Linked DNA regions of Homo sapiens: region 1 is linked to region 2. A link is an interaction called in ENCODE POLR2A ChIA-PET data of the cell type or tissue named here. Cell type or tissue: CD4-positive, alpha-beta T cell. All regions are shown on one strand. Each heading gives the region's core, and the rest is flanking DNA. Links, peaks and the distances in the headings are about the cores only.

Evidence for each region. Peaks named below come from ENCODE experiments on the same cell type or tissue, not always from the same donor. Only the 100,000 strongest peaks of a DNase experiment are listed, where the experiment ranks them.
Region 1: POLR2A ChIA-PET joins it to region 2 with 6 read pairs; 6 of 35 experiments call an interaction of 5 or more read pairs at or near these places.

Annotation. Positions count from the first base shown.
Region 1 is chr16:4,588,790-4,596,241 of GRCh38, reverse strand. C16orf96 (chromosome 16 open reading frame 96) reads right to left here. Exons shown (of 16, transcript NM_001145011.2): 10 at 4,458-4,576; 11 at 3,875-3,937; 12 at 2,926-3,018; 13 at 1,732-1,891; 14 at 1,439-1,538. Among named protein-coding and RNA genes, the nearest start is that of UBALD1, 22 kb to the left of the region's middle. RefSeq lists enhancers at 1,371-2,170, 2,973-3,773. In CD4-positive, alpha-beta T cell, for the core only: no CTCF peak of the experiment used is centred there; no DNase peak of the experiment used is centred there.
Region 2 is chr16:4,530,076-4,537,023 of GRCh38, reverse strand. The region is part of intron 1 of CDIP1 (cell death inducing p53 target 1); the gene reads left to right. Among named protein-coding and RNA genes, the nearest start is that of CDIP1, 5.2 kb to the left of the region's middle. RefSeq lists enhancers at 911-1,020, 6,641-6,948. In CD4-positive, alpha-beta T cell, for the core only: no CTCF peak of the experiment used is centred there; a DNase peak (open chromatin) is centred at 2,393.

The sequences.
Region 1 (7,452 bases), core at 1,789-4,288, 59 kb before region 2:
GTGCTGGGATTACAGGCGTGAGCCACCGTGCCCGGCCAATGGGACGGCGTGCTACATGGGCCGGGGAATGAAGGAACTTCAGCTGCTTTAAGCCACCCTGCTTGTGGTAATTTGTCTCGGCAACCCCAGGAGACGAATCAGGGTGCCTCCTCCTTTGCCCAGCACATTGATGAAACAGTCCCCCTTCCCTTCTTCCATGTCTGGTCTTCGAGTCAATGGAGGCACAGCGTTGGCAAGAAAGAATTTCTGCCGGTGGGCCAGGCGCAGAGGCTCATGCCTGTAATCCTTGCACTTTGGGAGGCTGAGGCAGGTGGATCACTTGAGGCCAAACATGGTGAAACCCCGTCTCTACTAAAAAATACAAAAATTTAGCCGGGCGTGGTGGTGCGTGCCTGTTATCCCAGCTACTCGGGAGGCTGAGGCAGGAGAATCGCTTGAACCCGGGAGTTGGAGGTTGCAGTGAACCGAGATCGCACCACTGCACTCCAGCCTGGGCGACAGAGCAAGACTCCGCCTCAAAAACAAACAAACAACAACAACAACAACAACAAAAAACCAGAATTTCTGCAGGTGGAGTTCAGGCCCCGGCCATCTTGTGGCTCCGGGACTGCTCCTTATGGGGCGGCGTGTAGCTCCCACCCAGGGGCAAAATTTAGAACTCCCCATCCCCAAGGGGGAAGAGCCTTCAAGGGGTGTGCAGAGAAGGCTCCTCTTTTTGTCCTTCGAACCCAGTGATGGACTCCAGAGTCTTGGGGTCCCAGCAGGAGCCGGCCAGAGCCGGGCCTCAGCACTGCAGCAACCACATTGACTGATTCCAGATGTGCACAATTCTGGGTCTCCCGCTGGCCCAACCCTTGCCTGTGATATTAACACACAGCTTCTGGGGTCTGGCCCAAGTCTCCTCCTTGTCACCCCACTGCCCCACCCCAGTCTCCACCCTTCAGGGAGACTCGGCGTCCTGAGCTCCTGCCTGTGAGTGGCTTCCACCCACCACAGGGCCTTTGCACCCACCGTTCCTGCCACACGACCACTCTCCTCTCACCCGACCCCTTCATCCAGCTAAGTCCTAGTCCCTCTTCAAGGGCTTCAGGGCAGCTGTCCAGTCCGTCCTCCGTGGACTGGCGTCCCTTGGCACCAGCCCAGCACCTTTCCTAGCTCATCGTCCTTCGTCACAGGCCATGGTCCTGTGGCCACGGCCCTCTCTCTGGTCAGCTGTTGATCTCGGGAACAGCAGATCCTCGCTCCCGCGGTCTCCCTCCCCCATTGCAAAGACTGAGTCTCCTGGGGGCCTGCTGTGACCCAATTTTTGTGACTGACTGTGTGAGGACTCCCCGGTCAGGGATAGTGCTGGCTCTGGGCCCCACCTGCACCCTCTCACCCTGCCCAGCAGAACCAGGGCCCCAGGCAAGGGTGCCCCAGGGAGCCCTACGCCCCTCACCTGCCAGCTCCTTTGCGACGGCCAAGGGCTGAGCCCCACGCTGGCTGTTCACGCGGCCTTTGTACAGGATCCCATCCACGCCCAGGATGTCCACCTCGGCCTGTTGGATGGCCCAGGTCCCGGGTTAGGGAGCCCCCGACCCGATCTGCCCCCGAACTTTGGTACACGCAGAAGCCCAGGAGACAGAGTGCAGCCTCTGCTGGGGTTGCCCACTGCTCAGTGCCTGGTCCCACACCTGGGGCTGGGGTGCGCTGACGTCCACCCTCTGAGAAGGAGGCCCCGGCCAGACTCACGCTGTCATAGTCGATCACGTGGGGATCCCCGTAGGGATAGAGCGTCAACAGGTTGCAGGACTTGCACTTGAGGCTGGTGGCGTTTTGGGGGCCATCACCCCAGTCCTGCTGACAATCCTCCTGGATACCGAGGTCCTGGAGCTGCAGCCACTGCTGTTCCCTGCAGCAGGGCAGTGGGTCAGCAGCGACCTGGAGACCCTGTACCCCAGAGCCCAGGACGGGCCCCAAGGGCCTGGCCAGCATCGAGGGAAGACCAGCATTTCTTTCAGCTTGTGTTTAGCTGGCACAGCCAGGCAGGCCTGGGGCCTGGCGGATGGATACAGACACACACAGTGGGGCAGAGGAATCAAATTGAGACCTGCATTTCCCCAGACCCAGCCATTTCCCTTTGGACCCCTGGCCTGAAGAGCGTGTCCTTCTAATCTCTTGATCTCAAGGAGCCAGGGAGGGAGGGTGGCAGAGTCAGCACAGGCCCCCACGTCCCTCCCCTTCCCACGGCTGTGGTGACGATTCACCGGTTCTTCCCCCACCTGGCCAGACGTCCCCACAGCAGGGTTGGAGGCTGGGGAGATCCATAGAGCTGTGGGATGTCAGGAGGTTGAGGGGTGGGGCTGGCACCCAGGGAGCCAGCTGGGTGCGGTGGAAACCTGAGGGTTTGGACATCAGCCCTGGACTTGCTAGCAGTGACCTTGGGCAGGTCACTGCAGTTCTCTGAGCCTCAGTTTCTTCAACTGTGACATGGGATGGTACCAGGATACATCTTAGAGGGCAGCTGTGAGGACTCAACAAGGCCAGGTGAGCCCCAGCGCTTGGCACAGTGCCTGCCGGGCACAGCAGCGGCTCCCTGAGGGTTCCCCATCATCACCGATTCCCTCCGCCAAGAAACAGGGACATGGGCATAGGAACCCTAGCTCACAGGGGGTTGTGAGATTTAAATAAGAAACCGTCTAACAGTTCCTGGCCCACAATAGATGTGCAGTAAATATGTCAGTTCCTCCCTCCGCCATCATCTCGTGGGCCTGTCTGCCGCCCCAGCCACCTCTCGGAGTGCCTGTCTTGCGAAGGGCTGGCCATGTCCAGGACAATCTTAGGTCCCTGGGCCTGGAGGATGTGTCTCTGCAGGAACAGGGTTCCCAGGCTCCAGAGTGGCCTCCATGCGGGGCGGCCTCCCTGCGGGGCGCCCATCCTGCTCACCTCATCTGTTGCCGCTGCAAGTACTCGCAGCTGTTGGCGCTGGCTGGCCGCAGCCGGGACAGCAGGTGGGCTTTGCGGATGGTGATCAGCTGTCTGTTGGAGGACAAGGGCACAGCAGGGGCTGTGGGAGGCGTGCTAGGCCAGCAGAGGGCTCGTCTCCCACCCCTCCAGGAAGCCTTCCCAGCAGGAGGAAGGAGGTGCAGACTCAGGTCACCACCCTCGAATGCCAGAAGCGTCCACAGCATAGAAGTAGAAGGGGCCCCCCCGAAAGGCATCTCAGGACCTCTGATCATCACAGTAAGACACAAAAAACAATTGTTCTATTTCCAAAAGTAAAAACCAGGCTAGGCGCGGTGGCATACACCTATGATCCCAGCACTTTGGGAGGCTGAGGTGGGCGGATCACCTGAGGTCAGGAGTTTGAGACCAGCCTTGCCAACATGGCCTTTTTTTTTGATATGAGGTCTCACTGTCACCCAGGCTGGAGAGCAGTGGCACAATCCTAGCTCACTACAGCCTCGAACTCCTGGGCTCAAGCCATCCTCCCATCTCAGCCTCCTGAGTAGCTGGGACTATAGGCAGGCGCTATCATACAAGGCCGCATATTTGTATATTTTTGATGGCTGTAGAACAGTGTATGTGGACATGTGTATCTTGAAGGCTGGGGAACCCTGTATATGAATGTGGATACACATGGCACATACAGAACAGTGTACATGGATGTGTATGGACTTGACGGTACAGAACAGTGGATGTGGATGTGTAGATACCTGGTGCATAGAGAATGGTGCATGTGGGCGTGTATGGACTTGATGGCTGGAGAGAATGCTGTATATGGATGTGTAGACACACAGCGTGCATGGAACGGTGCACATGGAGGTGCACGGAGATGACCTCCATGGGCCCCACAAGCCCTTAGGGCCGGGGCACCCTGGGCGGTGGTACTCACGGGCCAGTCATCATCTCCACAGGCCGGTCACAGGAGATGCACTTCACGCGCTTGAACAGCTTCCTGAAAGGCACATGATCATCAGCCGCTGCCCCTGCTGGGCCCAGGCCATGTGTGGGAGGCTGCAGCCAGCCAGAGCCCCAGGGCTGCATCCCTCCTGCCAGTGCCCGGCCCAGCTCAGCCCCACAGGCCCTGCAGTCTCCAACCACTCTTGTGGTTTCTCTGCCGCCCCAAACACAACGGATGGTTTTTAAAGCTGTGTGAGGGGTGGTCTGAGGACAGGAGCCCCATAAATATTGGGTCCCTCTGCCTGGGGCACTGTCTGGGTGGGGGTCAGGGGTCCTGGATCTGCCCAGTCCCCTTCCCTCTCTGAGCCTTGGTTTCCCCATTGGCAGGAATAGGGCTGGATCACCTCTGCCAGCTCAGGCCAGAGCTTCCCTCCTCCTCAGTGCTTTCAGCCACAGCCAAGCCCCCATCCCCTCATCCAAAGGTCTGGAATCTTTCCTCCCAGAGCTTCCAGGGTGTGTTCCCCACAGCCTGGGCAGCAGGACCCCTACCAGGAGGGGCTCGGGCGGGCACTCACCTCCTAAAGCCAGCAGCACTGTCAGGATCCAGTCTTAAGCCCTCAATCAGCAGCTTCCGGACGATTTTCCAGACCTCTTCCATTTCTTTCTTCAAGGGATCCAGATCACTGTGGACTAACTGCCAACAGCCAAGGGGAAGATAAGAAAGAATACTCTATGAATTCACACCCTGCCTCCTTCCAGAAGAGGGTTGCAGCAACCTGGGAAGTTACACGGTGTAACAAAATTCAACTAAAATAGTGAGGGAGTCCAGGAAAGGGAAAATGACACAGCTTCGATGAGGCTCAACCCCTACTAGATGCTATTGGTAGAGGGGAGCTGCAAGGTGAGCTTCCTAGCAGCAGAAGCAAAAAACACCATCAGCTACTGTCTGCAAAAGACCAAATCAAACCAAGCTCAGCTGCAGGCTGGGCGGTCTGAGACACCTTTCTGGCAATGGTCCCACTGCACCTGACATTCACACACTCAACACATGTTTATTGACGGTCTGTATGTAAAGTGGGCAGGTTTATGGCGTTTAGTATATTTACAGAGTTGTGTGACCATCATAATCAATCGTATTTATTTATTTATTTTTAATTTTATTTATTTATTTTTGAGACAGAGTCTCGCTCTGTTGCCCAGGCTGGAGCGCAGTGGTGCAATCTCTGCTCACTGCAACCTCCGCCTCCCGGGTTCAAGCAATTCTTCTGCCTCAGCCTCCCAAGTAGCTGGGACTACAGGTGCGTGTTACCACACCTGGCTTTTTTTTGAGAGGGAGTTTCGCTCTTGTTGCCCTGGCTGGAGTACAGTGGTGTGATCTCAGCTCACTGCAACCTCCGCCTCCCAGGTTCAAGCAATTCTCCTGCCTCAGCCTCCCAAGTAGCTGGGATTACAGGCGTGTGCCCCCAAACCCGACTAATTTTTTTTTTTTTTTTTTTTACTTTTAGTAGACATGGGGTTTCACCATGTTAGCCAGGCTGGTCTCAAACTCCTGACCTCAGGTGATCCGCCCACCTCAGCCTCCCAAAGTGCTGGGATTACAGACGTGAGCCACCACGCCCAGCCTAATCTTTGTATTTTTAGTACAGACGGGGTTTCACCATATTGGCCAGGCTGGTCTCAAACTCCTGACTTCATGATCTGCCCGCCTCAGCCTCCCAAAGTGCTGGGATTACAGGTGTGAGCCACCGCACCTGGCCTTATTTATTTACTTTTATTTTATTTATTTATTTATTTATTTTTGAGACAGAGTTTCACTTCTGTTGCCCAGGCTGGAGTGCAATGGTGCGATCTTGGCTCACTGCAACCTCCACCTCCCGGGTTCAAGCGATTCTCCTTGCCTCAGTCTCCCGAGTAGCTGGGATTACAGGCCCCCACTACCACATCCGGCTAGTTTTGTATTTTTAGTAGAGACAGTGTTTCACCATGTTGGTCAGGCTGGTCTCGAACTCCTCATCTCAAGTGATCCACCCATCTCTGCCTCTCAAAGTGCTGGGATTACAGGTGTGAGCCACCGCGCCTGGCCAAAAATAGTTTTTTAAAGTAGAGATGGAGTCTCTCTATGTTGCCAGGATTGGTCTCAAACCCCTGGGCTCAAGTGATCCTCCCATCTCAACCTCCCAAAGTGCTGGGATTATAGGTGTGAGCCACTGTGCCACCCGAGGGAGTATTTTTTTGAGACGGAGTCTTGCTCTGTCGCCCAGGCTGGAGTGCAGTGGCGCTATCTCGGCTTACTACAAGCTCTGCCTCCCGGGTTCAGGCCATTCTCCTGCCTCAGCCTCCCAAGTAGCTGGGACTACAGGCGCCCGCCACCAGGCCTGGCTAATTTTTGTTGTATTTTTTAGTAGAGATGGGGTTTCACCGTGTTGGTCAGGATGGTCTCAATCTTCTGACCTCGTGATCTGCCCGCCTCAGCCTCCCGAAGTGCTGGGATTACAGGCGTGAGCCACCGTGCCTAGCCGATGGAGTATTTTTTTTAAGTTACAGAAATGGTGACATTTCACTAATAAATATTTGAGTGTGATAACATTTTATTATATAACCACAACACTATTATCATGTTTAATACAATTAGCAACTATTCCTGAATTGGATGTCATCTCCAGCCCATTTGTAGATGTGGTTCAATTAAACCAGGAAACAAGTAAAATCTCTTCATGTGTTGCTTTTGGTTGTTCTGCGCCCATTTTTTTTTTTTTTTGTGAGATAGGGTTTCACTCTGAGTGCCTGCCAGGGTGCTCCTGCTGCCCAGGCTGGAGTGCAGTGGCACGATTTTGGTTCACTGCAGTCTCAACCTCCCAGGCTCAGGTATTCTCTCACCTCAGCCTCCTGAGTAGTTGGAAATGCAGGTATGTGCCACCACACCTGGCTTTTTTTTTTTTTTGGTAGGGGGACAGAGTTTCACCATGTTGCCCAGGCTGGTCTTGAACTCCTGGGCTCAAGTGATCTGCCTGCTTTGGCCTCCCAAAGTACTGGGATAACAGGCGTGAGCCACCACAACTGGCTGCAATGTCTTTTATGATGGAAGGTGGTCACCCTCCATCATCTCTCTAATATCCTGTAGGTTACACAAGCTGGTCCCATTCAATGTGGGAGGGGGCTAAACAACTGTGTGAATACCAAGAGGTATGGTTGGCGACCGCCCTGGAGGCTAACTATGCCACTCTCCTGGCTGCGTAAGTGCAGGGATGTGGGGTGGAGGAGGAGAGTCTCTGAGGGACTGTGACAGTCATTCATTTATTCATTCATCGTTTACTGACTGCCAGTGATGTGTCAGACCCCGGGGAAGTGTCTAGAGGAGTCACAGCCCCTTCCTCATAGTAGACTGGAACAGTTGGTCCAACAACAGTGCTACATGGTTCTTGCAACTGAGGTGGCTGGACTGGCCCAAAGAGGTTAAATTAGGTTTAGAATCAGGCAGCTCTGGGTTTGAGTCTCAAGCTCCACCATGAGCAGCAGCGTTTCCTGAGGGAAGTATAATAACCTCTCTGAGGCTCAGTGTTCTCCTCTGTG
Region 2 (6,948 bases), core at 1,383-3,882:
AGAATTTGAAGGAGTTCGGAGGTTTTCCACAGGATGGGAGAACCAGGGAAGAGCTTTACAGGTTCTCTTACAAAGGTTCATTTATTTATTTAGAGCCAGGGTCTTGCTCTGTGGCCCAGGCTGGAGTGCAGCGGTGCCGTCACGACGTTCACTGCAGCCTTGAACTCCTTGTCTCCAGCGATCCTCCTGAGTACCTGGAACTACAGGCATGCCCCACCATGCCCGGCTAATTTTTTTTTTTTTTTTTTTTTGTAGAGATGGCATGTCATTATTTTGCCCAGCTGGTCTCTAACTCCTGGGCTCAAGTGATCCTCTTGCCTCACCCTCCCAAAGTGCTGGGATTACAGGCAGGAGCTACCGTGCCCAAGTTCTTACAAGGATTTAAGAGCAGCCAGCCGTGGTTCTAGAATCACCATAAGAGCAGAACATTGACTGTATGATGTAAAGTAATACTTCAGGGAACAAAATTGTTTTGAGAAGGAGCTAACGGAATGCGTCCCGAAGGCCAGCTTGCCCCAGCAGATCACGTTGGCAATAATTGAAGCTAGTCATCAGCTTGCAACTCCCTGTCGGCTCTTTACACTGTAAGCTTGTCCAGGTTGAACCTACCAGTTCAGTGTGTGTTTTCTAAGGTCTAGGGGAACTGGGGTGTGTAGTGCAATTTAGCTCATGGTGTTGATGGACTAGAGGCCGTGGCTTTGAGACCCTTGGGCCCAGGTACTTTGTTCCTTAGCCACAAACACCAGCCCTTCACCCTACTCAGTTGCCTGAGTGGGAGAGAAAAGATAGGCCCTGTGAAAATTTGTCTCCACTTTGAGGAACATGGTTCCAAGGGTAAGGACATGTTTTTACTCATAGAAGACACAGGGAAATATGGTAGTTAAAGTTGTGGCATTTTATAGCATGTCACTGTCCTGTAGGTGGAGGAAGTGCTGGTGAGAAGGTGGCAGGCAGGGAGAGCTCTGCAGAGGACCTTGGCGCTCCATGGGGAGGATGGAGAGAGAGAGCCAGGCCGGCAGTGGTGACAGGAGGTTCCCTTTCCCCCACGAGGGGACTTGGAAATAGATTACTCAAAATGGAAATGTGCCCCTTTCTAGGATCCCACAAAAAGTTTCTGTTTCTGTCTCTGCCTAGTCAGGAGTCTCCAAGCCACAGTCTCTGTGGGAGGTGGTAAAGGCTACCTTGCAATACAGTGCAGCAGAGGTGGAGGCGCCTAGGGCCTGGGCCAGAACCTCCCCATGCCCAGAGGGCTGTCCACTCTTGGAGACACTGGTCTGGTGGCTCCTGAACCCGTGGGCCTGATGGCCCCGGTCACCACTTCTCCTACTCTGTGAGTCATCAGGCAGTGGTCCATGACATTGGTGGTGTCCTGGGACCAGGGCTGCCTAGACGTGGAGACCTCTCTGTCATGTTGAAGCTGTGTGACAGACAGGCCTTGCTGGCCGCGTCTGTGATAGGTGAAGAGCATCACCCAGGCCACAGGAAGGCCTGCATCTGCTGTTAGCGCTGAAGAGATGAAGGGTCCCTGACGGCAGACAAAGCAAAACCAATACAGAGCCTGCAGTGCAGGGTGAGGGGGTCCAGGAGCATTCTGATTCTTTCCTTGAAAGCAGTTGTGATGCATTTTTGGTAATACTGGACCATTTTTCCAGGAAACATTTCTTGTCACCTTTTCAGTGCTCCTGATTTGTGGGTGAGACCTGGCTTGGTCTGTACATTGAGTGATTCAGTACCATCGATTCTTACTGCAAGGAGGTGTAATGGGGGTTCAGTAAACACTGAGGGTCTTCCTGAGATGTAATTGTTCAATCAATGCTAATTAAGTCTGAATTCAGATCTAGTCCCAGTGTCTGGGTTTTTCCCCCAAGAAGGAAAAGAGGCCAAGAAAGGTGGAAGTAGGTAGAGAAGAGTGCGAGAGCTGCCTTGGGAGGGTTTAGGGAGAATTTCAACCCGTATTACTTCAGGAAGAAAGCGAGCTTGGTTGTCACAATTCTGATTAACATGCAGGCCGGGTGCTGTGGCTCATGCCTGTAATCCCAGCACTTTAGGAGGCCAACGGGGGCGGATCACCTGAGGTTGGGAATTTGAGACCAGCCTGACCAACATGGAGAAACCCCGTCTCTACTAAAAATACAAAATTAGCCGGGTGTGGTGGTGCATGCCTGTAATCCCAGCTACTCCGGAGGCTGAGACAGGAGAATCAGTTGAACCTGGCAGGTGGAGGTTGCAGTGAGTCGAGATTGTACCACTGCACTCCAGCCTGGGTGACAGAGCAAGACTCTATCTCAAAAAATCAAACAAACAAAAACCAAAAAAAAAAAAAAAAAAAAAAACCATGCAAACAGCGGCCTCACAGGCTGGGGAAGCAGGAGGAAATGGGGTTCTTTGCAGTGTACCGCCCTATGAACATGCGTTGTTCTCACCTGTCAGCCAGGGAGGTAGCAGCACAGTGGGACTTGGCCAGCTGAGGCAGCAGCCAGAGTGTCTAAGTGACTTGCCCATGGTTGCCAAGTAATGGCAGAGAAGGGCCCATGGCTGGCCCTGAAACAGCAGGGGTGGCGGAAGAGCAGCTGAGGGAGACGTGGGCTCTCCCAGCCCCATTGTGATCACTGCATCACGGAGTTGACTGGAATTCAAGAAATGGTGTTTTTTCCTGTCTGGATATTTGGCTGTGAACGTAAGTACTTTCCTGAGGACGCAGTGGAGTCTCTCTCGGCTGCGGCTGTGTTCTCACCCTGGGCAGTGGCCTTTGGGTTAAGAATGGCACAGAAGGGGCTGGGTGCGGTGGCTCATGGCTGTATTCCCAGCACTTTGGGAGGCTGAGGTGGGTGGATCATTTGAGGTCAGGAGTTCGAGACCAGCCTGGCCAACATGGTGAAACCCCGCCTCTACTAAAAATACAAAAATTAACCAGGTGTGGGGGCAGGTGCCTGTAATTCCAGCTACTCAGGAGGCTGAGGCAGGAGAATTGCTTGAACTCGGGAGTTGGGGGTTGCAGCTAGCCGAGATCGCACCAATGGACTCCAGCCTGGGTGACAGAGTGAGACTGTTTCAAAACAAACAAAAAAGAATGGCACAGGAGGTCCACTTAGGTCAACCCCAAACCTGTGCACTCATTTCTTCAACACACATGGACTAGGCACCAAGCAGGGCCCAACAATACAAGTGGGAGAGTCCCAGGATTCTTGAGGGGAGATAAGACAAGGGACAGAGAATCCCCTGGCAGCAGAATCCTCAGGAAGGCCCAGGTTTGCAGGGAAGTGGGGTGTGGGCGTGTTTGGAGGCCAGGGAAAGAGTACGGGGGTGGGCTTGGGAAGGGTGGGGGGATGAGATAGTTTGGAGGAGTGTGAGTTACGATCCGGTGGTAGATCTGGGATATGGTCCAAGTCCAGACTCTTCCCTGTCACCCTTGACTGTTAGATGAGATAGTGGATCTGAGGGCCTTTGAACCATGGAGTTAGTAGGACTTGCTGACTGGTCATGGTTTAAGGAGACGAGAAAGGTCTGGAGCGCCTCTCAGCCATCCAGTTTGGCAATGGGAGTGAAGTGAACAGAAGGGTCCTCTGGCTGGAGAGCAGAGTTCCTGCCTAGAGCAGCAGCCAAGCTGCAGCCCATCCACCCACTAACCCATGTTTCACAGGCTGCCCGGTGCCCTGGAGAAACTGGCCCCAAGGTCTGACCCTGCCCTGCAGGAGCTATGGGTCTGACTGGGAGATGGCCTTGATCACAACTTTCTAATTCTGCATGTTATGAGTGACTCCATTGCCCTAGACCCAGAATTCCCTGGCCACCTCCCTGCAGGGCTGTGAAGCCCATGACAGGCCTCACCTTTTCTCTGCTGGAGCACCTGCTGTCACAGAGGCGACAGCTCCTGCTGGGCTTGCCTGTGTATTTTTTATAAGTTCTTCTCAAGTGTCACTTGTCTTGCCAGGTAGATCTGCAGCTCCCTGAGGGCAGGGACCATGAGGTGAGTGACCTCCATGGAGGGTCTGATGAGTCTTTTCAAACAGGTAGTCACTTAAACAAAAAAGAGAGGAACTTGGATGGTGATGGCTCTGCTGAGTGAAACGGCCTCATCCTTGAACCTGAAGAGTCCTGCCCTGTTCAGGGGAGAAGGCCTCAAGTGAGCACTTCTCAGATCTCAGATTCCCCAGGCATTTTGTGTCACCTGACCTCAGGCCTTAGTTTCTGTCCCCAGCATGGTCAAGCTCAGGTTCTGTGGTGTGTGTTTAGCTGCTTTGCAGGGACAGTGGCCACACCATGACGCATTTCTCTGTGGCCCCAGTAAAATTGGCCAAAAAGGAACTATACCTGCTGGAGGTGGTAGCCGAGTGCTCTCAGGCTCCCCAGCTCTAGGAGCCACCTACTTGATGTCAGAACTTTGGAGAACTGGATTAGCATGGCAGGTGAGTGCGGAAAATGGAGAGTCGTGGGGCGAAATGATTTCCCAAGCTCTCTGCAAGCCTCTCGGCTTATCAGGGTAAAAGTGGGCATCCTGCTGTGGCCAGAGGACCCGGCTCACCCATCCTCCAACACGGAGTGTTCCCTGCTCAGTGGAGCTATCCCTGGTGACAACTGCAGCCCTGTGGCAACCACTTCCTTGTTCTTCCTTCTTCCATGCCACGCTTTGTTCTGTGCCAGGCCCGATGTTTTATTTCTGTATTTTATGCCCTCTACTCAGCCCCCCACTGAAGCTGCCTGCCATTAAGACAGACGTTGATCTGCCATCTTCAGTGCCTAGGAAATGCCTCACGCATAGTGTGTGGTCCATACTTATTGGTTGAATAAAATGATACACCATGCCTGCATTTCAGCCGTCTCATCTTCCTAAGAGCCAAGACGCAGGGACCGTGGTCTTCATGTGCTCCGTCATTGCCTGAGTGTTGGGGGTGCTGATTTGCATGCTGTGTTGAATTCTTCAGTACACATTCAGTGGGTTAGGTTCTAAAGTCAACTAGCAGAGCAAAGACCTCATAAGTCAAACTGTCCTCTAAAGTCCTTGAATTGCCTATTAGCTCAGAGGCACTCCCCCTGCTAGAGGCCCAGCGGGGCCTGAGGAAACAGCACGTTCTGTGTCCCATTTCCCTCCCCAGGGAAAGCAGGGGACCGGGCACTGCCACTTCAGCTTTTTGTCCTGGGTACCATGAAATCTATGTAAATGGAACGCATGTGAAGGAACTGCACTGTGTGAGCTACACTGTGTGAAGCACTTTATTGGGAGTGTGAGATCCCACTCAAGTGTATTTTGAAAACCATTTCTGGAGAATGTGTGAGAAAAGAAACAGGGCTGACAGTGATGTGGAAGGAGAGAGTCAGGACAGCTGAGGTCCTGTCTTGGCTCTGTCATCTCCAGGCAGCTGGGGTGCCCGGGGCAGCCACTTCTCTCCTCGGAGACTGCTCCCCACTCTGTGCCACTGCTTGCTCGCCCACCGTCATCTCCAGCACTTCACAGGGCACCTGTCTTCCATGGGTGCTTAGTAAACATTTAAGACAGAAATGAATGGCAGCTTAGACTTGGACCCAGTCATCTCTGATGGCCTTGCAACCTCCAAAAGGTGTTCTCTGGCCAGGAGCAGACACTCACACCTATAATCTTAGCACTTTGGGAGGCTGAGGCAGAAGGATCACTTGAGGTCAGGAGTTTGAGACCATGGCAAACATGGCGAAACCCCGTCTCTAAAAATACAAAAAAAAAAGGCCGGGCACAGTGCCTCACACCTGTAATCCCAGCACTTTGGGAGGCCGAGGTAGGCGGATCACGAGGTCGGGAGATCGAGACCATCCTGGCTAACACGGTGAAACCCCATCTGTACTAAAAATACAAAAAACTAGCTGGGTGTGGTGGCAGGCGCCTGTAGTCCCAGCTACTTGGGAGGCTGAGGCATGAGAATTGCGTGAACCTGGGAGGTGGAGGTTGCAATGAGCCGAGATCACGCCACTGCACTCCAGCCTGGTCTCTGATGTCTGAGTCATAGAGAAATATATACATGGCCAAGCAGATGGCAGTCCCAATCATGACGTGAGCTCCTGTTTTCCCAAGCTTCCAGAATAAGTCTTCTGTCCCAGCCAGCATGAGTGAACTCAGGGCCAGATGTTGACTTAGAGTTACAGGAACTTAGGCAAAAACTGCAATTACTTTTGTACCAACCTAATAAACTTCTATATACTATTTCTTTCTTTTTTTTTGAGGCAGAGTCTTGCTTTGTTGCCCAGGTGGAGTTCAGTGGCGCACTCAGTTCACTGCAGCTTTGAACTCCTGGTCTCAAGTGATCCTCCTGCCTTGACTTCCCAAAGTGCTGAGATTACAGTCCTGAGCCACAGTGCCTGGCCTACTGTATACTATTTCTGTTTTTTTTGTTTTTGTTTTTTTTTTTTGAGATGGAGTCTCACTCTGTCGCCCAGGCTGGAGTGTACTGGCGCAATCTCGGCTCACTGCAAGCTCCACCTCGTGGGTTCAAGTGATTCTCCTGCCTCAGCCTCCCGAGTAGCTGGGATTACAGGCATGTGCCACCACGCCCGGCTAATTTTGTATTTCTAGTAGAGATGGGGTTTCTCCATGTTGGTCGGGCTGGTTTCGAACTCCCGACCTCAAGTGATCCGACTGCCTCAGCCTCCCAAAGTGCTGGGATTACAGGCGTGAGCCACTGCACCCAGTCTATATACTGTTTCATATAATGCAGTGTAAACTACTAATTCAGTTTGTTTCACACCCAACCAATGTAAGTGAATTCTTAGGGTCAGATGCCAACTAAGAGTGATAGAAACTCAGTTAACTAATTTCCATATGCTATATACTGTTGCATCTAATGTAGTGTAAAATACAAATTAGATTCCCACTCTCAGTTCCTAGAGCGCTTTCTTCACCCATCAGAAATGTCTTCAAAATAATTGAAAGAATGCCCTGTAACATGAGAGATCTAAATGTCGCAGGGATGAGCCACTGTCCTC